Linked DNA regions of Mus musculus: regions 1, 2, 3 and 5 are each linked to region 4. Evidence: chromatin loops called from intact Hi-C (ENCODE). Cell type or tissue: left cerebral cortex. All regions are shown on one strand. Region 1 overlaps Kcnip4 (Kv channel interacting protein 4). Region 2 holds the start of Gm36702 (a long non-coding RNA gene). Region 3 holds the start of Adgra3 (adhesion G protein-coupled receptor A3). Region 4 holds the start of Gm40301 (a long non-coding RNA gene). Region 5 overlaps Adgra3 (adhesion G protein-coupled receptor A3).

Region 1 (5,000 bases), 840 kb before region 4:
TATTAAAGACAAATTTATTTGGAAGCTGCTCTTGAGTGGGGTCACTGGCCCCAAGGATTGAAACCAGGGCACTCGCCATAGGGAGGTGGAACAGGGGGCACACCTAGAGAAGAAAATATGAGAAGGTGGAGGAGGAGGAAGGGGGAGAGGAAACCAAGCAAATATCTGTGTTACTTCTGCTGGAGAAGGGCAGCCCAGTCCCTGGGCTGGAAAGTTCAAGTTTGGAGGTAGGGTATGCCAGGTCGGGAACCGAGGGATGCTGGGAGAACCTGGAGGCCACGTCTGCTTTGATATATAAAATAGATCCAAGAGATTGAAAACAACCAGACATGACTGGCTGTGTCAGGTTCAATGGAGGAGGGTTTCAGCGAGTAAACAAACCGTAAGTTTGGATCCAGTGTATCCCAACAGAAAACTCAACAATCCCATCTGGCATTGTACATATGCTGCTCTTTACCTTTGAGGATACGTCCCGTTTCCAATACTGGCTTAAAATTAGGCCAATTATATGGACAATGAATTTGTCCTGGACAACCACTGGCTACAGGAAGTTGCGGAAGAACCATGCCTATCAACAATGCAAACTTTTTGAGTTTTGTGCTTGTCTTCTGAAACGTGAACACTAGATGGCAGAAGGAACACACAGATTTTTGAAGCTGGTTGGCAAACTGGTCTCCATGTCAACAACTCTAAATCCTAAGATTCCTTATCGTGGCTCAACAAATCAAGTGAGCCACACATGGCTGTACGTTTAAGATTACATTGTTGTTAAGGGTTTGATTATCTTTCACGTTTAGTTCATAACCTTTTAAATTTTTTATTGATATTGCAAAAAAAGTTCTACATTAATTTTCCTAAAAGCAGCATCAGCTAGGTTTCTTTTCTCTTTATGTAGAGTGTTTTATTCTAAAACTAAGGCGTGATAACTGCTTAAACCAGAGATTCCCAACATGTGGGTTGTGACTCCTTTGGATGAGGAGCCAAATGACCCTTTTTCTGGGGACACATAAGACCATCAGAAAACACATGTTTACATTACAATTCATAACTAGCAAAATTACAGTTACGAAGCAGCAACAAAAATTTTATGGTTGGGGGTCACCACATTGTGAAGTAATGTATTAAAGGGTCATAGTATTAGGGAGGCTGGGAACCACTGGTTTAAACAAACCCAAGGGTGAAGATTCTATGGAAACTTCCTGCTATTCCTCCTAATTAAATATGACTTCTAAGGCAATTGCTGCTGGCTCAACAACTACTTGTGAAAATGAACCCTGGGTTCTGTTTATATTGGACTTTAAAGAAATTGATTTGAAGGAGAGCCCTGAAATGAGATTTGGTTGGTCTCTTCACAGTGATGGTCTCAGTAGTCATCGGAAATTGCAGAAATGTTACTGTGGTTTTGAAACTGCCACAAAAGCCACCTCAGTGTGTCATTTCCCAGAAAGGCTTCAGGCAAAGGCATTACGTGGAAGTGCAAATGAAAGGAGACTTGGAAGAAGCCTCAAACAGCCTAGGCCTTGGCTAAATTTAAGCCATAGGAAGAGAGGATGAAAGGCCAGAAAAAAATGAAAATAGCCAGTAGGGCATTCAGACACCCTGCTCCCTCAGGGGAAATGACACCTGGGTATGGCATCGAGCATCCAGCAAGGTCTGAGAAAGTATTAGAATTGGGTGTCATGAGCATCCCCGAGGAGAAGTTCCGAGAAAGCTTTAAGCATCTGCAAGGCACTTAAAGATTAGAAACACATTTAACCAATGCCAGAAATACCTATAAGCACCCACTAAAAGATACTCTACTCTCCCATAATTTATCCAGTTTTGTGGCATCCTATGGAACACCCTCAAGTTTTAAATATAGTAGAAAATAAAGAAATTTGATATAATTTAGCAGTGGAATTTATTTTACCAAATACTCACATAGTAATCATTTATTGTCCTCTGCTTAACATGAAAGTAAAATAAGAACACCCAAGACAAGAGTTTTTATTATTGTTTTTCTTAAGTACATTTGTTTCTCATTTTATTTTGTTTAAATTAAAACATAATGATAGTGTTTCCCTTTTCCTCCCTTCAACCCCTGCCATGCCCCTTAGCCCTACACCATCTCAAATTTAAAACCTCTTTTTCTTTATTGTTGTTTGCTTATATGCATAAATACATAGACAATGCTTGCTGAGTCTGTTTAGTTTTGTTTGTTAGTACAGTTTCATTTGTGTATACAAAACATACTAAGAAAAGAGTACCTTCAGTGGCCACAAGAGGGCATAATCCTCAAACTTAAAAAATTGTACAAGTTCATCACCAAAGCACAGTCATCAATATTTCAGCACAGCCTGTTTCATTCTTGAAGATAATCGTCAAAAGAATTCTAATTGTGTATTTAAAAAAATGGGAACATTATGTCTCAGAATACCATCGAAACAGAAATGCTAGTCACCTGTTCGTCACAGTAGAAACCTAAATGTCATTCAGAGAGAACACAGTCTTGGTAACTTACAACTTAGACGGTGACCTCTGGCAATCACTCAGCTGGAACCATGCTGGCTCTTCATTTGCTTGTGTGTGCCTCAAGTATCTCATGAAGGTGGCTGTGTTTCTTGGCATCTTACTTTCAGCTGTTGTAGGAGAACTCCCTAGACCATGGGGTCTTAATAAGCCTGGCCTTTGAAATCAGGAAACTGATGTGTTAGATTCTAGTGAGAGCCCTTTTATGGACTACAGACTGTTGATTCCTGATGTGCCTCCAAGCAGCAGAACGAGAGGGGGCTGGGGGGCGCTCTTTGAGGTCTCCTTTATAAGTAAACAATTATAGTGATAATTTGTCTCTACCTTCAACTTAAGCTCCCCTCCCCAAATGACCCCAATCTCCATATAACCTCATATTGGGAATTAGACCTTCAATATAAGCACCTGGGAGAGACAAATATTTGAGGCATGGTGTGTGGTTTACTGGTGAATTGAACAGATGGATGTGGTAGAAGAAGAGCAAAGATGGCCCAAAATATGGGAAGGTATACACATTTCCTTTAACAACTGGGCTTATTTCAGAAAGCAAGACCAGAATAAGGTTTGTTGTGTTGTTGTTGTTGTTTGGTTAGTTGTTTTGTTTTGGCAAAAGGATGGACATCTTGTGGCCACAACCTCTAGAGAATGAGACACCCAAGCCCTGCTCAGCCTGATTGAAGGACGTTTACTACTACTTCAGCTAGGTTGCAGGTTGTAACTTGCCTTTACTGCCCTAAGCAATATAAAGTCCATAATGATAACAAATACCCCCAGGCACCCATTATCCTGCAACCCTTCCTGCTTTCCAAAGGTGCTTATTGCTTTCTGACCCTGGAATTTTCTTTTACACTTCCCTTATGTTGTTTTGCTCATTAGCCAGGAGATCCAGGACCACATGAGCCTTCTCTCTCTTCCTCACTCTTTAATTCCCAGTGTCTGGCATTCTACACCTGAAGTGCTTCAAACATATCAAACCTAGAGAGCTGTTAAAAGACATCCTTCCGAATGCTGAAATATGAGAGAGGTTTTGAGAGTCCTTAGGTGTGGACTTAAAAGATGAAGGAAGGAAGGCCACTGTCTGCTGTGTTGAAGCAGAAATCTTTCCTACTGATCAACAAATGCCAGTGAGACTGGACAGAGGGAAGGGTAACCCCCATGATTGCTGCACCTTTAAAATTAATGAGCATAAAGTGGGTTTCTGGGAAAAAATATCTACACCAAATATAAATGGAAATTTATAAATTCAGCATAGAAAGTGTCTATTCTTCTTCAAGGAATATTCTGGCATGAATCCGTTTGGTATTCTTCTTTATATGAAGAGAAGCTTTTTAATAGCAGAGAAAAAAATGAGATACACATTTATAACACAAAAACTAAAGATTGGAAGGAATAAAATAAATGTTACCTGAATTGATCCTCAGTGTAAAAATATTATATTCCATTTAGCCAATCAAAATCTCTCTATACAGGTTGTTCTCCAGGCCTGAGCCCAACCTTACATGGGGCAGAAATGTCAGAACTTCACATAAATTGGAGCATATTAGAGTTTGCTTAAATGTACCATGCACAAATATACACCATATACTCATGAGCTACTTGACAGTTCATTCTTTGATCAAGTGTATTGCATCATGAAAATACATCCAGTAGATAAAATAAATATTTTATTTGTGTGTGTGTGTGTGTGTGTGTGTGTGTGTGTGTGTGTGTGTGTGTATACCTGTATTGTGTAGGTATATAAACCCATGTGTGCAAGGAAATGAGAGGAAGGGTTTGGGTGCCCTGCTCCTTTCTGTCACTGCCTGCTTTACTTTCTTTGGAGAGGGTCTTTCACCACACCTGGCCCTGAAGATGGGCTGGCAGGGGGCAAGCTCCAGCTGTCTTCTGTCATGCACTTCTCTGCCAGCCATTTCTCCACAGCACTGGGTGATAGTGAACATAACTGGATTTTTATATAGGTTCTGATGGTTTGAACTCAGTTCTTCATGCCTATGTACCAAGTGCTATTACATGCTGAGACATTCTGCTATCCCTAGAATGAATTTCTTACAAGGACCTGAGAGGTACGTGGAATTTTTCAAGTTTATGTTATTATAAAAGCATTAGCATTTGCTGGAAACCATATTTTGAATTTTCCATTTGTGACTTTTCTTGATTTAGTCATATGTGGTATACCTCCGTGGTGGTGTCAGGCAGCAGCAGTGGCAACTCACAATTCCCAAGCTGTACAAGGTCCTGATGAGAGGCAACTCAGACCATGTGATACATTGTATTACTAACCTATGATATCCAGTACACTAGAGATAGTAACTGGATTTTTCAGTTGAATATTTTCATCCTAGAATAGACTTATCTAGAGGTAATCCCATTGCAAACTGTAAATGTTGGACATTCAAGGAGTACCTTTATAGGAGTCCTGCAGTCTTAGCCTATGAGGAAGGACCGCAGACCATGACATTATGACAAAACATAAAGTCACTGAGGCCAAAGTT
Region 2 (5,000 bases), 140 kb before region 4:
GCTTGTCATTTGATGCCCACTGTGGGTCTCAAGGACCGAGAACTCCCCTACCCAGTTTGGTCCTCTGCCATTAAAGTAGCCTACTCAACCGCCTGCCATTCTGGACTTGGACGTGACCTGACCTGTTTCTTGCTCCAGCCTTTCGTCTGCCTGTTGAACTCTGCAACTTCACTCTCAACCCTGACTCTAGCTTCTGCAGTATCTTATCAATCCAAACTTTGTCTCTCCCCACTTCTGAGACCTCTTAAACTCCACCGCAACCTCCTTTTAAATTGTATCCATCATGTTACCCATACTTATGTATATATGCCTCCCCACACACCACACACACGCACCATGTGATATGTGATGAGTGATAGGAATTAACATTAATAATTAAGAGTAAAATAAAGTATTTGGATTCTCCTCAGCCAGGCAATCAAACCAGGTAGATTTTAAGACGAGTCATCAGTACTGAAATCATCATGGATTTACTGTTATTAAACAAATTCTGACACTGTAGAAACACTCAAATGAGTTCCTCTATGTATCTGGCATATCCTGTTGAGTACAGAAGCATGCAGTGTTAATATCACACATCCTAGTCCTTATTCATGGCACACACAGGTATTCTCCTTCCTTCCCAGACTTTCCTGCACTTCCTCGCTTAGATGTTAACACACCTGTCTTCAATTGCTGGCCCAACCTTTTTCTGAGTTACCTAAAAGTAAGAGACTTAGCTGATTCCCCTTCAACTTCTCCGGAATTCAGTTGAGTTCTTGAGAGAAAAAGCTAAAAGTTCACCTGTCTATGTGTTTCTCAAGATTCTAGAATCTTCCCATCACAGTGAAAGACTACCATCTCTGCCAGTCATTGAACTAGAGCCAACTTTTGACCATTTGTGCCTCTTAAATGTATATCTAGGATAGTCTTTTTGTAAACACTCCCTGAAGCAACGTTTTAGTCTTTGAGGAAAACAAACAAACAAACAAACAAACACAGGTAAAGGGATTAGGGCTGATGTTGAGAGGGAGTCACCTTCATCTCGTTGATGCTAAAGCAGGAACCAGCAAACATTTTATGCAAAGAACAGGTGTAAGTGCGTGAGCCTTTGTTGCTATATGGTCTCAGTTGCAGCTACTATGGTAAAACCACTGGGGGGAGGGGACGGTGTGCATAAATGTATTAGTACATCTCAGGTCCCATTAGACTTTGGTTTACAGACATTGAAATTGGGCTTCCATATAATTCTGACATGAAATTGTATTGTTAATTTGTTTTAAAATTTTGTTTATTATTGTTACTTGTCATTGTCGTTGTCGTAGTAGTAGAAGACTGTGTAAATACACTAGTCAGGGCAGCACACATTTGACAACGTGAATGAAGAAGTCAGGAAAGAGAAGTTCAGGAGTCAGTTTTCTCCTTCCATTGTGAGACCCAGGAAGGAAACTCAAGTCCTTGGGTTTGCAAGAGAAATGGTCTGATCCCAATGAGCCATCTAGCTAACATAGTATTGGTCTTATTTTGGCCCCTCCCATCCATGTAAACAGGTAAATGACAGCAGAACTAGTGAGCTCCTCATACATAGATAATAGTGTGACCATCAAGGCAGGGTTTCACTTGAGCTATATAACCCTCTGCTAGACTTAAACCCAAAAACTAATTTGAAAAATTAAATTTCAATCGTTCAAAATCAAAATCTTAAACTTTATAGGGAAAACAACTGGGAAATATTGGCGTTTAGTCCCGCCAACATTCTACCTTAAGGCAGTCCCAGTGGTGAGTACCATTCAGGAATGGCTATTTGCTTGAGGGTGATAAGACAGAATGGTGACAGTTCAGATAAGGCTCCCAACTGCAAATTCTCACAACTCAAGCTGAAGCTGAATCAGAACTGTTGTCAGTAGAGATGCTGTCAGTCAATCTGTGTTGCAAAAACTAGCACAGAGCTGTGATTGTTGCAGCAGATGTTTGAAATGTAATTATAAGCACTTAGAGCCATTTTGAGAGGGAATTTAACACATGAAGTTCTTCTTTTGGTATCAGCCTGCAAAATCAATATGAATTTTTGAATTGCATATTGAATGCTCAGGAGCCCTTAGCCTGAAATGACCTTGGACCAATATTATCTAGCAGGCAGATTCCACTGCAACATTTTTTATTTTTACGGTTGTTTCACTCTTTGGCTTTGTCCCAGGCTACCTTACATATTTAAGTAAAGAGATCATGCAAATTTCTTCTGCCTAGTTTATACTCAGGATGCCTGCCTTTTAAAAATCAACATTATTTTTATACAGCGTGCATTTTTGTAAAAAACCAATTTGTTCTGATGACCTGGGACCAATTCTTCCCCTATTTCATATTTTCATTATTTTCTTTCTTTGAAATGGGTCAAAGGGCAATCTTCTACAGGGGTAATTCTGACATACCACCAGCCAGAAGACATGTATTTAAAGTCCCCAAGACTTTGATAATAATACACTACACTAATCAGCTCAGGCAAGCATAACAAAATTAATACATAGACTAGGTGGCTTAAACAATATTTTTTTGGCAGTTCTGGCAGCTAATGATCAAACGCCAGTATATTGGTATCTTCCTGTCACTCAAACAGCTGGCTGCTGCCTTCTCAGTGTGTTCTCACATGGAAAAAAGAAAGAGGGGAGTGGGAGAAATGGAAAGAGGGAAGAATGGAAAGAATGGAGAGAGGGAGGAGGGAGGGAGAGAGAGAGAGAGAGAGAGAGAGAGGGAGAGAGAGAGAGAGAGAGAGAGAGAGAGAGAGAGAGAGAGAGAGAGAGAATATGAATGAACTACCTTTATTCAAGTGCACATTGAGTCCATGGATCACAGATCTACTCTTAGGGTTCCATTTAATCTGAGTTACCTCTTAAAGGTCATGTCTCCATATGCACAATTAGAAGTAAAGATTGCATCATGTGAATTTTAGGAAAACTTAATTTGGCCCATAACAGCTGCCATAAGGATCTATACTTTCTAGGCCTTCCAAGTAAAACCCCCAGGATCAGACCTCAGCCTAGTAGACTTCTGAAGCTCAAGAAAATTCTTCATTACATTATTTAGATTTCTGCTTAGAGAATTAAGAAAGCAAAGTGTGACAAGTTCCCTTCCAGTCAGCGCCAGCACCAGTTCACCTTGGGCACGGAGTCACTGACACACACAAGGTCGCCAGAGGACTCTCCATGCAATCTGAGGACCAACAGTGAGTGGAACCCAACTTCTGTTCCATTCCAGTCACACAGGACCAGCATTACTGAAGCAGAAAACCCCGCCTGACCAGGGTCACAAGTCACTTCCAGTCAGCACCTGCACCAGTTCACCTGGGCACAGAGTCAGAGGACACCCCAAGGTCCCTAGAGGACAGCTTCAAGGCAGACCCCATTTCGGGCTCCAGGCATCCCAACACCTTCCCTGCCAGAGGTTAGGTGTCCTCCCCGCCCTGGAGGGCTTTGCCAGAGCACCGGGGGAAGCCATCTGGGTTCCTGATCCCTCCAAAACTAGTCTGTGCAGGTGAGAGTGTGGACTACAGAAGCTAACAGCTTCTGGGACAGGCCCTGTTTCAGGGCTTCATCTTCTACCAGGAGGCAGGTCCGAACGCCAGATATCTGTGCACCTTCCCTGCAAGATAAGAGCTTGCCTGCAGAGAGTGCTCTAACCACTGAAACTCAGGAGAAAGCTAGTCTACCAGGTCTGCTGATAGAGGCTAACAGAATCATGGGAGGAACAAGGTCTAACCAGGGACAACTATAACAACTAACTCCAGAGATTACCAGATGGCAAAAGACAAATGTAAGAATCTTACTAACAGAAACCAAGACCACTCACCATCATCAGAATCCAGCACTCCCACCTCAGCCAGTCCTGGACACCCCAACACACCCGAAAACCTAGACCCAGATTTAAAAGCATATCTCATGATGATGGTAGAGGACATCAAGAAGGACTTTAATAACTCACTCAAAGAAATACAGGAGAACACTGCTAAAGAGTTACAAGTCCTTAAAGAAAAACAGGAAAACACAACCAAACAGGTAGAAGTCCTTAAAGAAAAACAGGAAAGCACATCCAAACGGCTGATGGAAATGAACAAAAGCATACTTTACCCAAAAAGGGAAGTAGACACAATAAAGAAAACCCAAAGTGAGGCAACATTGGATATAGAAGCCCTAGGGAAAAAATCTGGAAACATAGATGCCAGCATCAGCAACAGAATACAAGAGATGGAAGAAAGAATCTCAGGTGCAGAAGATTCCATAGTGAACATCGGTACAACAATCAAAGAAAATGCAAAATGCAAAAAGATCCTAACACAAAACATCCAGGAAATCCAGGACACAATGAAATGACCAAACCTATGGATAATAGGAGTGGATGAGAATGAAGATTTTCATCTTAAAGGGCCAGCAAATATCTTCAACAAAATAATAGAAGAAAACTTCCCAAACCTAAAGAAAGAGATGCCCATGAACATACAAGAAGCCTACAGAACTCCAAATAGACTGGACCAGAAAAGAAATTCCTACCAACGCATAATAATCAGAACAACAAATACATTAAATAAAGATAGAATATTAAAAGCAGTAAGGGAAAAAGGTCAAGGAACATATAAAGCCAGGTCTATTAGACTTACACCAGACTTTTCACCAGAGACTATGAAAGCCAGAAGAGCCTGGACAGATGTTATACAGACACTAAGAGAACACAAATGCCAGCCCAGGCTACTATACCCAGCCAAACTTTCAATTACCATAGACGAAGAAACCAAAGTATTCCATGACAAAACCAAATTTACAAATTATCTTCCCACGAATCCAGCCCTTCAAAGAATAATAACAGAAACAAACCAATACAAGGACAGAAACCACGCCCTAGAAAAAGCAAGAAAGTAATCCTTCAACAAACCTAAAAGAAGACAGCCACAAGAACAGAATGCCAACTCTAACAACAAAAATAAAAGGAAGCAACATTTACTTTTCCTTAATATCTCTTAATATCAATGGACT
Region 3 (5,000 bases), 160 kb before region 4:
ATCTTCAACCCGAGTGAGCAGAAAACACAGTTTCTTGTGTTAAATGTCTCCTTATCAAAAAAAGGAAGAAAGAGAGAAAGAAAGGAAGGGAGGGAGGGGATGGAAATAAGTCAATAAAGGTGTTGACTAGGCTATGTGACTAGGCTATCCCACCAAATATCCTTCCGTATAGTTAGGCTACATTAAAAATCCTACTTTAAGTGGGTTCATTGATCACACATGTCTTTTCCTTTATGTATGCATAGTGGCAGCCTTGATTCTTTTTTAAGAAACCTACCAAAACAACATAGGGAAGCAAGACGCCCAGGGACTCAGATTTCAGCCTGCCAAAATACCCGCTACAAACACTGTGACTCAAACTTTTCCAGACCAATTCATCTTTCACAGAAAACTGAATCTAAAGTCACTGGGCCAACCGCTCTGTCCAGCTGGCACAAAGAACCACGTTTCCAGGACTGAACCCTGGATCCTATAGCACAGTTGAGTTACCAAACTTTTCCTTCCAGGTGGAAACCCACACTGAAAACCCGAAGTCCTTCCAACCTCTGGAGGGCTCACTCAACACACACTGTTTTCAATCCCGAAGTTCCTGGCTTTCCCGAGAGCTCTCCGACTTCAGTATGGGGCTGAAATGGACTTGGACAACTTTTATCTTACATTTCTCCGAAATTAGTAACTCTAAAAGTTGTTCTGAAAGAGCACTAAAAGTAAGGCAGAAAGCGACGAGAGCTTCGTAGAGGTTTGGAGACCACACAGAGCCACCCTAAACTGTGGCGTCCTGCAAACTGGATCTACCTCAGGTGCAACTTCATTTCCACAGTTAGGATGAAGACTTCGGAGCACACAGGGTGTTCCCCAGAAGCCCCGAGCCAGGATGAATGAGCTTGGACTGCACCGACTGAGTGTTTATTAGCATCTTCACGTGGTATTCGGCGGCCGGAGCACAGCAAAAGCAGGGATGGCATGGGACGCTCCCGGGAACCCCGAAAACTTTTCTTTGCAAAACTAGCAGAGGGGGAACAGAGGCGGTTGCGAAGGCGATGGGCCACCCTGGTCCCACACTAAGCCACAGGGCTTCTCCAGCACCACCCCCAGCCCGCCGCCGCGCGCACACAAAGGAGCGTGTATACCCGGGAGACCCCCGCGCCCATTCCGCGCACCCGGGAGCGAGGGAAGCCCAGGAAAGGGCAGCGGGGCGTCGTGGGTTACTCACAGGGTGACCGTGCGGTTGGGCAGCGTGTCCGGGGGCAGAACCTGCGCGAGCTCCAGGCTGCTGCACACCACCTTCCCCTCGGCGGCGGCGGCCGCTCGGCCGGTACCCCGGGCCCGACCGTCGTGCTTGCAGCCCGCGGGCAGCGCCGCGGCCCCGCGCTCTCCTCCCCACAGCAGAGCGAGCAGCGCCAGCGGCAGCAGCAGCAGCGGCGGCGGCGGCTCCATGCCGCTGACCGGGCCTGCGGGGCCGAGAGACGGCACCGGCCTAGCGGGCGGCGGCGGGGCGGGGCGGCCCTGGCGGTGGCCCGAGCCTCCCGGCGGCCCGAGGATCGGTCCCGCTTCGCGACGACATGCTCCTTTGTCCGCGGCCGCGCTCGCCCTCCGCGGAGCCGCGGGGTCAGGGCCGCCGGGTCCCAGCTCGCCGCTCGGCCCGCGGGAGCGCCGCCTCCTCCCGCCGGCTCCTCCCCGCGCGACCGCTCCTCCCACCCCAGCCCCGCGCGCTCTCAGGCCCGCAGCCGACCCGACCTCGACCCGGGCACGCCCCCAGGTCCTGGCCGGAACTCCGCTGCTCCTGGACCCAGCGGAAGAAAGTTCTAGACTAGTCTAACTCCAGCAGCCCTGCGGCTCTGCTCCACGTTTCCTGGCGCCGCCGCCTGGCAGACAAAGCCGCCCTGCACGCCCCTAAGAGCCCTGGCTGGAGGGGGTGAAGTTCCTTTCTCCAACCTGACGAGGGGAAAGAGCCTGAAACCAATCTTTCCAAAGAAAGGCCATGGTAGAAAGTTTCATTATCCGCCAGAGCCAGAAACAGGTTTCTTCCCAATAAACTGAACTCGGAAGCTGCCCCTGGCCTGAAGCAGCTGTGGGCAGGCTGAGGATGCATGGGGACCATTCAACCGAAATTTCTGAGTCCACAGGTAGATCAGATGTTAACCAGTTGGAGCAACAGTGACGAAGCAGCCAAGAAACCCAAGCTGAATTTTATTATTCATGCCAAAGACCGCAGACCCCACCCTAACATTTGCAAGACCAGGGTTCTCCTACCCTATGTTTAAGTTTATAGAGACTATACAAGCCAACAAAATGAGTTTTATTCTCCTTTGAGAAACAGACTTCCTTAACATCCAGGAAGGAGCAACTTGGTATACAGAAACCTCGCGTACTTTGGAGTTCAACCCTGTAACTTAGCAGGTAAGGAGCACGTGATCACAGCCCGTGGACACAGCCAGTGGCCTGTCCATCCCCTGCTGGCCTTGCTTCCTATACTGGTTCCACTCAGCAACAGGTGGGGCGTGGCACCTGTGTACACACCTGTGCCCAATCAGCCTATCCGTCCCTCCCAACACAGCCACCCTTAGGCTGTCACAGAGACAGGAGTGGTTATTCCAGCTGCTTGATCTTACATCGAGAGAACTGGAAGAGAAGCAGGGTCCATGGCAGGCATTTTTTAACTTGGATCTAAAAAGACCTCCGAAAAAAAATTTCCAAGATCATGTCCCAGATATATGTATTTGGCGTTCTCCATAGTAAATAAGCTACCAAGACACTTAGATAAGTGCGAATTGTGCATCACTTGATACTTCTTGAGATTTAACTATCTAATATCTAAACACAGTGGTGCATATAGCATCTACTAATACATCAATGAGGAGAGAATTATTCTGGCTCTGGAAGTTGGCATGTGACAAGGAAAAGAGGGATCCAGACCTATAGTATCCAAGTTAGTTAAGGGTGGCTATCTAGAGCTTAAAATTTATCTACAATTCTGTAGGAAGTGGGGTTTTTATTCAATTTCACTTTTATTAAATTCAGCTTTAAATGCTATTACATATGTGTTGAACAGCACAAGTCTGTGCCTACAGTGGCTAAGAAAAGTAAGAAATCATAGCCATTATTAAGTCACTTAAAATTTACAACTAACTATAGGTCACAAACTCATATTTTCAGTTATAGTGAGGTTGGTCACCTTTCTGTAGAATTTATATGAAGATGATTACCCCTCCCCCTCCCATAAAATCAATACCTGTCATCATTACCTGTTCTCACCATAAAAATAAAATCTTACCATAATAATTTGAAAGCTTTTATTTGCCATGTTGCTGTTGATATAGCCATAGACTGGCGTATCATAGACTACATGAAAATGTTGATAACTATCACGGAGGTAAATGTGTTTGACTCTTCTAAGACGTACTTAGCATGCGCTTTAAGTTTGGCGTCAGATTTGTACTTCACGATGGTTGAGAATATTAAAATATAAAATCACCAGGAAAGGGTAGGTCACAAATAAGACCATGAATCTAGAGACAAACATGGATGAAACAATCCTATTCTGTGGGCCAGCTCAGCTTTCTTCCAAAGAAGTCATTCCGATGAGTGTTGAAAATAAGTCATTTAAAAGAAAAAAATCACAGAGTGGAGCCGGCTTTAGAAATTCCCAACACTGTAGACCCCAGAGTGTGCCGAGCGCTGAGTCTATGCAAGCACCGGGACATGGAGCCCTCCCTTAGAACTGCATAGATCTCAGAGGACGATGGAGTCCGAGCTTGACAGCTTCACCAGAATTTAAGCTGGAATTAAGCTACTCTCACCCTGACATCTTCTCGCCAGACAGGTCCAGTGACTGCTGCTCCTCCCTCAGGCCTGGAGCACGTGGCAACATTTGAAACTGTAGGGCTTCCTGGGTCTTGAGTTCTCACTGTGTCTGTGACTGTCCCATAGCAGAAAGTTCTAGAAACTGAGATGTTACTTCGTAACCATACAGGAACAGGGCAGCATCACGTTGGCTGTTGCTTTAAGGAGGGGGTATGGACCACATTCAGCATTTCATCAAGAACAGTGGTTCTCAGCCTTCCTAATGCTGTAACCCTTTTAATACAGTTCCTCATATTGTGACACTCATGTTTTGTTGCTACATCAACACTCTAATTTTGCTACTATTATTAATGGTAATGTAAATATCTAAATATAGATAACCCTAAAGGGGTTGAGACTCCCAAGTTGACACTCACTGGTCTAGAGACCAGTTGAGACCCGCTGGTCTTGTAAGGTTTGTAAGAGATATCAAACATGCTTTGTTTTTCTTGATTTAAAATAAAATACTGTATAAACTGTGTATGTCTGCGTGAATACCTGTAATGAAAATATGTTTTAATATATGTGTTCATAGATAATAAATGTGTCTATCTAAATTTACTGCTAACAGTTCCTTTTAGGAACCTTTTCCCGTCACCAGACTATGAGCTTCTAGAAGCCTTTCTTGATTCCCCCTTTCAAATCACTCTCTCTCTTTCCTCCATCTTGTGCCTCTGGAATCTGGATTGTTTAGATCCAGGGTCTAATGATTATCTAAACTTGGCGCATAACTTCCTTCTGTTTGAATTTTACATCTGTGTATGTTAGCTCTCCCTTACCACAGTTGTAGCTCCCTGATGGTCCCTGTTTCCCATGGCAGGTTGCTGCCCAAAAGCCACTCTTAAGCTTTTCTGAGGTGCATCACTTTCCAGCCATTCTTGTAACTACTGGTGGCAGATGACCCTGCAAAAGGAATCAACAATTATGCTGTTCACTAGTGTATATAAATTTAAGTGTGTATAAATTTAACCTAAAAGCTTGACAAGATTTTACCCAAAAATTCTATTTCTCAGTCTTTCAGATCAGTGCTTCCTAGCTGCTTATAACTGATGAATATCAGTTTGACTTCAGAGATTCTACAGTAGTTGTAGAAACTTCTATGTGTCATCTGTTTTAAAAGAGCCTATTGTCTAGAGACCTGGCTTGGGGATATAGAG
Region 4 (5,000 bases):
TGGTGCTAGGGTATGGATGAGGTTGTGCCATATGTTTTGTGCTGCTTTGTTACATTTTACGCATCCATTGACATGGGTTTGTTTAAATTCCTCTCTTCCATGGCTATGGATATTGTGCTTTCTGTAACTCTTCCTAGAGGAATGTTTGCATGAAATTTAGCTAGAGGTGTTCGTAAAACTTGATGTTGATTACTGCATGAGTAGTTGAAGCGATCTTATCTTGGCTCTGTGAACAAGACCAATGGAAAGATATTCAGTCCTCCGTGATTGACAGACTTAATATTGTGAAAACGGTGGCACTACCAAATTGAGTTATGAATTTCATGTAGTACCTATGAGAATTCCAATATAATGTTTCACAAGTTCACATTTCACAAGTTCAGAAAAACAGTACAAGGATTTGTATGGAGCCAAATAAAGACCATGAATAGCCAAAGCAGTTCTAATCAGGAATGTCACTATTGGCGATATTACCCAACATTAAAGTACATGTATAGAGCTGTGGTCATAAAAACAGCCTGGTGCTGGTATAAAAATGGAGAAAAAGATCAATATTATGGAGGACCAGGAAACAAAATAACAAAGCTATGTCTGCTTAATTTTTGAAGAGAGGGCAAAAACACATATTAGTAAAAGTCTCTTTTACTCATGCTGCTGCAAAGCCGGGTTTCTGCCTGTAGGAGAATGACAGATTTTTATATCTTACCTTGTACAAAAACCAATTCAAAATGGATCAAATACCTTAATTTAAAATGTGAAATTTAAATTTAGGGGACAACTTTCAAGATACTAGGTAAGGAAAGACATTTCTGAATAGAACATTAGTAGCACAGGAATGAACTCCGATAATCAACAGATGGGACAACATTAAAATCTGAAGTTTCTGTACAGCAAATGACCAGGGTTAATAGACAGCCCACAGGATGAGAGAATATCTCTAACACCCACCATTCATTAAATAAGGGGTGAATATCTATAAATTAAGTATTACAGAAAAATAAAACTGCCAACCAAAAAATAAAAAAATGAAATGAAAAGATAGTTGTTTTTTTAAAAAAAGAAACACAAATGGCCAATAATTATTATAAAAGTGTTTAATATTCTTAGCTACCAAGGAAATACAAATTAAAAATACTTTGAGACACCACCCTACTCCAGTCAGTATGGCTGCCATGAAAAAAAAATCTAACAATAAATGTTGGAGAGAATGTGAAGGTAAAAGAGACATTGATTACTCACTGCTTGTGGGGGTATAAAATTAATGAATAAATCAATTTTAAAATTTCTCAAAAAGTTAAAAATAGAACTACTATAAGACCCAACTACTTCACTCCTGGGCATACAGACAGAGTACTCCATGCCCGACCATAGAGAAATTTACCCTCCGTATTTATTTCTATTTTATTCACTATAGCAAAGAATTAGAATAGTTGTCCATATATAGATGGATGAATAATGAGAATGTTATATATAATGACTTTAGAGTGAATATTATTCATATATATGTAAATACTATTCAGTGCTAAAGAAAAACATAATTACAAAAACTGCAAGAAAATGGATGGACTTAGCATGTATAATATTGAAGGAGGTCACATAATCTCAGAAAGGAAAAAAAAAGTATTCTTTGTCTCATATGCAGAATCTAGGCAATAACATTTGTATATGTATACAAGCAAATACACATGTGGGTGCAGTCTAACATGTGGAAAGGAGAACAGGAAAGCATACATACAAAGGGATGAGGAATGAACAGGGACAGGCAATGAGCAGGAACGGAGAAAGAGGATGGTTTTTCTAGTTCTAAGTCTGTTATGGGTTTTCATTTTCTGCTTTAGGTAAGTTCATGAGGTTATATTAGACAGTGAAAAACAAAGCAAAACTCCACAGCTTCTGTTTCAAATGGTTACTCTATCTGTGTAGAAGTTCACTGAGTTGTATAATCTTTGGATGTGTTTAATTTCAATGTGTGATTTACTTATTTTTAATCACTTCTATAACAAAGAATGAATGTACAAACAAAAGTAGAGAGTAGAGGAAGCAAGCAATTTTGCTTCCCTGAAACGTGGCTGAAAAGGCATGTTTTAGAGCCAGAGAAGCCATAGCTCAGAAATCATTAGTAGAGTGAAATCTCTAAAGGCAAGAAGGATAGAGAAGCTGTGGGTAGCAATAGAAGGTACTGGTAGACAGGCAGGAAGAAAGTGCTAAGATACCTAAGGGGTGTGTGTGTGTGTGTGTGTGTGTGTTCTCCTGTGAAGTACTTTTGTGGAGGCCAGAAGTTAGCTTTGGATATCCTTCTGTGTGTTCATGTCTTTCTTTTTGAGACAAGGTCTTTCACTGAATCTTGATCTTGCAGGTATCTCTGTAGTAGGATTTAGTGGCCGATCTGTGGGATGATCTCAGAACTGAGGAAGAATAATTATTCATTTTGGGGGAAAATAACTTTAGAGACTGTTGAAGAACTTGGAGAAGGGTGTTGTTCTGTCTGGAGAGGAACCTGGGATAGCCTAAGGAGACAGGAGGGACTGCTACACACAGGAAATTCTAAGATACTCAATTTTCCGGTTTAACCCATTTGGAAGCCTAAATAATTGCAACACCGCCATCTAGTGCTCCATAATGAAAAGATTTAACACCCCCACCCCCAAATTTCCTTTATACAGATTGTTCCAGAACTGATTTTTTTTTAAATTAAATAGCTCCACCTGCTTTGCTGATGTTTATGTCTCCACGTATGTAATTTTAAGTGCCTTACGAGTCTTCTCATCTTCTGTGCATATTTAAGCACTTCTTTATCTTAGGGTTAGCATTTCCTCTTCCCCTCTTTATGTCCTTGTCCCTCGACAGGGAACAGTTCAGTTCAGAGTTGCAGAAGTGGAGCACGTTAGTTTTCCTTGTTCAATTCTTTTCTCCACAAGAAGATTTTAAAATAAACTTTTAATTGTGAATTGTGATTGTCTTAAAGTTGAAATGTTAGTTTGGAGAGTCCTGAAGGATATTCCTTCCACACTGTCTCCCCAGCAGCAGCATTGTACATCCTGTGCTGCACCCATTCATGTCCATTGGGAGAAATAACCCACAGTTAGACAGGTGGTTATGCACTTTCCAAAACAGAGACCTGGGGAACAGCAAGGGAGGCCTAGAGGAACAAAGCAAGGCAGACTTAGAGCTTGGGTTGTTATCATAGCCCTCCACTGTCATATCAGAAGCCAGAAAACCATAAATCAATGAACACCCTCCTCCCCAAACACACATTTACAAGCACACACAGAGATGGGGAGCAATTGCTTAGGGGAATACTCTAGAAGAATTTTGTAACTAACAAGCCATGCCCATGTGCTACATTGACAGAGAAAAGATTAACTTGTTCATAACACAGGGTGATCCATGTCTGTTAAGAACAATGGAGAGAGTTGACAAACAAATAAAAACAAAAAAAAGCCTAATCCTTATCTCAGACATGACCTTTTCTCAACTGTGGCCACTTGAGGCGGGTCCTCCAGCCTTAAGCTCTACTTTTTTTCCCACTTGTTTGCTCTCTGAGGCTCTGGTCTGGAGCGAGAGGTCACCAGTCTCCACAGCTGCTAAGCTCCTCCCCTGGTTAAAGTCCGGAACTCAAGTTAGCTCCTGTTAGCAGACTCGATGATTCTACCCCTGCAGCCATGGCTTTCCCTGTGGGGTTGGGATGGGGAGCAGCCACTGCTGCATATCAAGTAGAAGGTAGGAAAAGATGCTTCTCCAACACTTGGGCTGAAAAGAATGCTGGTGGGTTCTGCATTCCTTGGGAGGAGGGTAAAGTGAACGAACAAATCTAGAAGAAAAATGCAAATCTTATAGATGAAACTTTCTCTTTTAGAAGCCACATCCTTTTTTCTCCTTCCTCTGACACAAGAAGGGGTAACCAAGGGGTCAGGACAGGACGCAGCTCCCTTCCACTTGGTCTGGGCTATCTGAAAAGCCAGTTTATGTTGATTAGCTGCATGATTTCATGATTGGGTTCTTGAACAAATTTGCCAAGTGTTTAAAAAAGACGTTTCCCCACAACAGACGAGAAAAATGTTGAGTATATTCCTCCCAAGACCTCTTCATTACTTGGGTAACGAGCTCTGCTTTGTACCAAGTGAGCCAGAGCTTAGCGCTAGCTCGAACATGTCACCCATTTCCTGGGTAGTTCATAAGAGAGGAATACCAAAGTATCCAATATAAATGTACATTTAGGTAAGAACAGGTGAGCTTCATGTCTTAGCTCCAATCTCTGTCCTCTATAAATGAACACATGAAGTGAGGATATGCCCCACCTGCCACCTACACACATAATCCGTTATCTGCAAAGCAGAAAACTCGGATTTACTTTTCTAAAACGCATTGTATCCTTTTGTCCTGCGACACTGTGAAAAATTCTTTTCTTCTTTATGGTTTGTTTATTCTTATTGTATATATTACATTCAATCTCAAAAGAAGTTTGCCCTCTTTCTTTTTCTCCCAGTTCCCTGCCCCCAACCCATTCTCCCCCAGGTCCACGCCTCCTCCATTTCCTTCAGAAAAGAGCAGGTCTCCCAGGGATATCAACCAAACATGGCATATCAAGGTGCATTAAGAACTCCCCTCATATTAAGGGTGGACAATGCATCCTAGTTGTAGGAAAAATGTTCCAAGTGTAGGCAAAAGTCAAAGACAGCCCCGGCTTACAATTTTAGGAGTCTCACAAGAATAAGCTACACAACCATAATATTTATAACGGTGGGCCTAGGTCAGAGTCACAAAGGCTCCCTTGTTGTCATTTCAGGTTCTGTGAGCCACTATGAGCCCTGCTTAGTTGATTCTCTGGGTTTGCAGTGAAGGATTCTTAACAGCAGTCACCACAGTGAAAATATATATGTGGCCACAGAAGTGTGTGGTGAAACCCCGAGTTAAACAAAGGTAAAAGTTTTCTTGTTGTAGCTTTCTATAATGGCAAGCTGTGAGACTTAAGCAACAAAGATGTGTTCTCTGATTGACCC
Region 5 (5,000 bases), 240 kb before region 4:
GTTGGTGGTTTACTCCCTGGGAGATCTTGGGGTACTGGTTGGTTCATATTGTTGTTCCTCTTATGGGGCTGCAAACCCCTTCAGTTTCTTAGGTCCCTTCTCTAGCTCCTCCACTGGGGGCCCTGTGCTCAGTCCAATGGTTGGATGAAAGCATCTACCTCTGTGTTTGTCAGGCACTGGCAGAGCCTCTCAGGAGACAGCCATATCAGGCTCCTGTCAACAGGCACTTATTGACATCCACAATAGTGTCTGGGTTTAGTAACTGTATATGGGATGGATCCCCAGGTGGGACAGTCACTGGATGGCCTTTCCTTCAGTTTCTGCTCCAAACTTTGTCTCTGTATCTCCTCCCGTGGGTATTTTGATACCTCGTCTAAGAAGGCGTCATGGGCTACTATAGACATTTAGCTACTGGGTATTCTTTGAATGCCTGACATGCTGTTGACCAAAAACTCTGGCCCTGACTCACATCTCTGTGTTGTATTTGGACTAATGTCTTCCCACCTTATGTTGTATCAATTATTGTACTTTTATTTGATTATTTTTTTAAGAAAGGAGGAGTTTATTTTGGCTCACAGTTTCAGAGAAAGAAGAGTCCATCACAGCGTGCAGTGGCTGCAGTAAGAATCTTATCTCATTCCCTCCACACACAGGAAACAAAGACAGACAGTAGGAAGAGAGGTGAGGCTATAAATGCTTAATGCCTACCCCAGCGATGCCCATCCTCTACTTCCTAAAGATTCCATATCCTCCATACATCATCAACAATGAACAAGAGATCACCTAAAAAACTACAGTACTGTACTTTACACAACACTCAAAATTAGTGTTGGTTGAACAGTGAAACTAAGTATGTTAGGAAAACCATACTGGGATGTCTTGAAGAAAACAAAGAGACAATTTCATATAAAAAAGGGAAAATTTAAAAGGAGAAAAAGGCAAGTAAAAAGACCCTCTTGAACTTGGGATAGGCTGGGATTTCATAAACAGGATGTAAAGATCACTGATATAAAAAAAATCCTAAGAAGTCAGGCACAAAACCTTTAAGGAATCCTGTTCACACCAGGAGCAGGAGCAGAAAAGGAGAGTCTGAAAAGGGCTCTGCAAAACCTACATGCACAGAGAGCGTGTGCATTCATAGCCCATCAGGAACCCAGAAAACAAGCCAGGCACACTGGGGCTGGCCTTTGCCCTCAGCCAACTCTCTAAGTATCCACATGCAGGCTCAACCTCCCAGTCACCGCTGTAGGAATAAGAACCACACTCTCGGAACACAAGAGACGGAGTGAAATCACTCTCATCAAAGTGAAGATTCTAAGGATCAGCGAGAACGACAAGGAACTAAGAAATGTCCTAACAACCAGGACTAAGCTGATGCCGATGATTCGGTAAGCTGTGGGGCATTAATGTTGAAGCTGAGCATGGGAATGGTTCACAGTCTTGGCCTCCACTCATAGGAATGTACAGTCAATCAAAAGCACACACATACAGCCTGGCAGTGCTGGCGCATGCCTTTAGTCCCAGCACTTGGGAGGCAGAGGCAGGTGGATTTCTGAGTTCGAGGCCAGCCTGGTCTACAGAGTGAGTTCCAGGATAGCCAAGGCTACACAGAGAAACCCTGTCTCGAAAAAAAACAAAACCAAAACAAAAGCACACACGTGACTCATCAAGGTCAAGTTCCACTCACTCACCTGATGTGCATTATCAATATAAGGGACAGTTTTCAGTATTTTCAATGCGAGGATGGAACTAATGTGCATGTACTAAAAAATACAAGCTACTGCTTCACACAAAAAGAAATCCCCCCAATGTAATGGGGAGATGGGGGAGATGGACGGACACACAAAGCAATACCATGGGCCCAGTGTGTGGAGTGTGAGCACAATTACAACTTACGTATGGCACTCAGTGTTAGAAAAGGGGAAGAAACGCATGGAACTTCTAAGTGCTGGAGTAGCAACCATGACGAGTAGTGGTGGGCAGGACATGGAGACAGCATTTATCCAAACTCCAGGGTTTATGTACCTTGCCCAGTATTGAAAGTTAATGGAAAACTGAAGGCCTCATCCCTCTCATCCTTAGTTTCAGCTTGCAGAAATTCACGCTGCACAGACCTCATGGAATGTTAAAGTGGCATGTACAAGCAAACTGCTGGAATCAGACTCAACAGAGAAATTCTAAGGCCATTAAGGCAGGGCTAGAAGACACTCCTCAGAGACTACAGAGGAGACAGACAGACAGACAGACAGACAGTATGCTTTCTCCCTGTGACATGTGAGATGCGAGATTCAAGAGATCAGGTACTGCAGTATGGTTAGAACAACTCTGGATCAACTGCTTGGATTCTAGTTATTGTTCCAAAGCTAACCTACTTCAGTTCCAGACCTATAGACAAAAGACTATGACAACTGCCTATACCATAAAAATCTCAGAGAGTGCCTGACACACGAGTGCCTACTGCAGATCAGCTACCACCACAGTATCTCCAGTGCCTGAGCATCAGCAGTCCCACAGTGTGTCCAGTGGTAGGTAACAGATGTCTTCTTAAATCACTTTCTATCTTACATTTTGCTTTTGGGTTTTTGTTGTTGTTGTTTCTCTATATTCCTTATCTGTCCCAAAACTCACTCTGTAGACCAGGATGCTATTGAACTCATAGAGAGCCATCTTATATTTTGAGATGGGTACTCTCACTGAAAGAGTTTACCAATTTGAATAGACCAGCTGGCCAGAGCACTATGGATCCTCCTGGCTCTATGTCCACAGTGGTACTCCTCCTTAATGATATCTCCAGTGACATCTGGCTTTTTAACTCCAGGTCCTCAATCTTTCTCAGCAAGCACTTTACCTACTAAGCCTTCTCTCCTTCCTGGAAGCAGGGTTTAGGAGGACGCATACAGCAAGCAAGCATGTGGAAAAAGAGGTGAAAAAAGGGCTACATGAATCCTCTTCAATATGCAAGGAGCTATTAGCTGTAGTTATGCAAAACCGATAGCTTAGGGGTTCCCACAGTATCTTCACATACAGACGTAATTAAACCATCTGATGGAGATGGGTATGCTGTTTAAGTTGTTCAGGTATTCCGGTCAGCTATGTACTAACTAGAGCTGGCTTGCTCTTACTCAGCATGCTCAGTTAGCACTATTAGAGGAGTAAGAAAGTAGCCACTGGTCTTTACATCTAGACAATCCGAGAAACAAAGGCAAAGCAGACTGTGAGCACTTTGACCTTACTGATGAGCGAGGTATTAAGATCCTACATCGTGTCTGCTCCTATTTGCCTCTATTGCCCAGAGTTCCTTTGATTCTTCTGACCCCCCACTGGGTACTTCTGATATCAATGCAGCAATTCCAACTTCTGCTGATATTTTCCCCCCGCAGGGACTGGGCAGCTTCTCTGTAACTGACTGTAGGGATTAGCAGAACCAACCAGGATATCATCTATTGTAGACATAGCAGCAAAAACAGCAGTTATATATCGTTCTTTAAAGCACATGGCTGATCTTCCTAGCGACCTGGGCATTTAGACTTTCCATAAAGACCTAGGAAGACAGCACTCAAGAAAAGCAGGATTACATTTATGAGTCAATAAGAGGATAGAAGAAACAAAGCAACTGTTTACAGTTTAAAAAAGGCATTGCATCTGTCTTAACTTGGTGAAGTAGTGTAGGACAGGTGTAATCTTCTCTTGCCGTCCTGAGGACAGCCCCAAGGCTTCATGCCTGCCACATAAGCCCTCAGAGATATGCCCACAAACTAAGTCTGTCAGACGAAGAAGCAGCTCTAAATTTTCCACACACTCTATGGTAACTTTATAACTTGGTCAACTATCCCAGATGTGTTTCCAGCTTCTGCCTCTAGGTGGCAGTTACAGCTCAGAAAACAAGAGTCTCTGAAAATAGGGAGCAAGATCCCAGCAGGCTTCTAGCTTTAAAACACTGTGTTTCACATTTTTTAGAAGATTAAAAATCTGAAAGATAAAAGAAGAGCTTATTCCTTCTAGAAAAGGATTATACTAATTTAAATAGTTTAGAAGACAGTTAGGAAATTCAAAAATAGAAGCTTTCAACTAGTATTAGATTAAACAAAAACAAAAGTTTCACATGGTGCGGTATCACAGCGAAGCTTAAAATGCAGTATTTCTGTGTTTCCGTTATTTTGCTCAACTTCTGATCAGTATTTCATACATTTCAGATAATCTTATATTTCCTATTGTTTCTCCTTCAAATGCTACATGGTTTCCAAATATTTTATTCTCAAATGTGAATGAGAAACATTCTAAAGACAAAACCAATCAAAATGCAGAATTGTGGAAGCAAGTCTCCCTCCGCTGGTCTCATTTACCACTTAACTCCTGCTACTAGAGGTTCGTGATCACTGAGGAAGAGGAGATGGGAAGGTCTTAAACGGCCAGAGGAGCAGGGATGTCAGAAGCTACATCCATGAAGTCTCACCAACATGACTGCCCAAACATGAGTGGAACAAGGACACCAATGGATACACTAATGTGGAAGGCTGAACTCACAAAGCCTCAACCTTACACATGAAACCTGCAGGCAACTAAGGAAAGCTGAGAGCTGGAGAATCAGTCTTCTCACACCAATACCCAATGGTCAGCCCTGAAAACACACAGTAACATGATAGACTGAGCAGGTTGTATCTATGTAGTTAGAAGCACACACACCACCACCATCATCATCATCACCACCAAAAATAATTAAGGAAAAGGAAGTCATGAATTTAAAAGAGAGCTGGGGGGGGGAGGGGGGAGAAGGATAATGAAGGATAATGCAACTGTATTAAAATTTCAAAAAAAGGGGGAGGTCCTAAAGAGAAATTGTCTCAAACTTTAATTAATGTCACATTTTATTTATGTATCGTGTGTGTGTGTGTGTCTAGGGTGAATGGCATGCCACCTGGAGGTAAGTCAGTGGATAACTTGAAAAATCAATTCTCACTGGGCATGGTGGCGCACGCCTTTAATCCCAGCACTCGGGAGGC

The links. Peaks named below come from ENCODE experiments on the same cell type or tissue, not always from the same donor. Only the 100,000 strongest peaks of a DNase experiment are listed, where the experiment ranks them.
Region 1: it touches region 4 in a loop (5-fold over the local background); 9 of 42 quality-filtered maps call a loop at or near these places.
Region 2: it touches region 4 in a loop (2.6-fold over the local background); 2 of 42 quality-filtered maps call a loop at or near these places.
Region 3: it touches region 4 in a loop (2.2-fold over the local background); 11 of 42 quality-filtered maps call a loop at or near these places.
Region 5: a loop joins it to region 4, with 15 times the contacts of the local background. A loop is called at or near these places in 26 of 42 quality-filtered maps.

Annotation. Positions count from the first base shown.
Region 1 is chr5:49,368,611-49,373,610 of GRCm38, forward strand. All of the region lies in intron 1 of Kcnip4 (Kv channel interacting protein 4), which reads right to left. Among named protein-coding and RNA genes, the nearest start is that of Kcnip4, 150 kb to the right of the region's middle. In left cerebral cortex, CTCF peaks have their summits at 619 (motif pointing right) and 2,256 (motif pointing right); DNase peaks (open chromatin) are centred at 632 and 2,274.
Region 2 is chr5:50,072,518-50,077,517 of GRCm38, forward strand. It overlaps Gm36702 (a long non-coding RNA gene), which reads right to left and starts at 748. Exons shown (of 3, transcript XR_001784857.2): 1 at 701-748. In left cerebral cortex, no CTCF peak of the experiment used is centred here; a DNase peak (open chromatin) is centred at 1,978.
Region 3 is chr5:50,057,339-50,062,338 of GRCm38, forward strand. Adgra3 (adhesion G protein-coupled receptor A3) reads right to left here and starts at 1,658. Exons shown (of 19, transcript NM_133911.1): 1 at 1,214-1,658. The coding sequence starts at 1,437. Gm36702 (a long non-coding RNA gene) reads right to left here. Exons shown (of 3, transcript XR_001784857.2): 2 at 4,623-4,746; 3 at 3,045-4,001. It overlaps LOC115490186 (a long non-coding RNA gene), which reads right to left and starts at 1,205. Exons shown (of 2, transcript XR_003955916.1): 1 at 796-1,205. In left cerebral cortex, a CTCF peak has its summit at 1,923; DNase peaks (open chromatin) are centred at 658, 838, 1,264 and 1,727; H3K4me3 peaks cover 1,806 bases; H3K27ac peaks cover 281 bases.
Region 4 is chr5:50,213,585-50,218,584 of GRCm38, forward strand. Gm40301 (a long non-coding RNA gene) reads left to right here and starts at 4,798. Exons shown (of 3, transcript XR_003955917.1): 1 at 4,798-4,920. In left cerebral cortex, a CTCF peak has its summit at 2,624 (motif pointing left); a DNase peak (open chromatin) is centred at 2,578.
Region 5 is chr5:49,972,364-49,977,363 of GRCm38, forward strand. All of the region lies in intron 14 of Adgra3 (adhesion G protein-coupled receptor A3), which reads right to left. Among named protein-coding and RNA genes, the nearest start is that of Adgra3, 84 kb to the right of the region's middle. In left cerebral cortex, a CTCF peak has its summit at 3,856 (motif pointing right); a DNase peak (open chromatin) is centred at 3,856.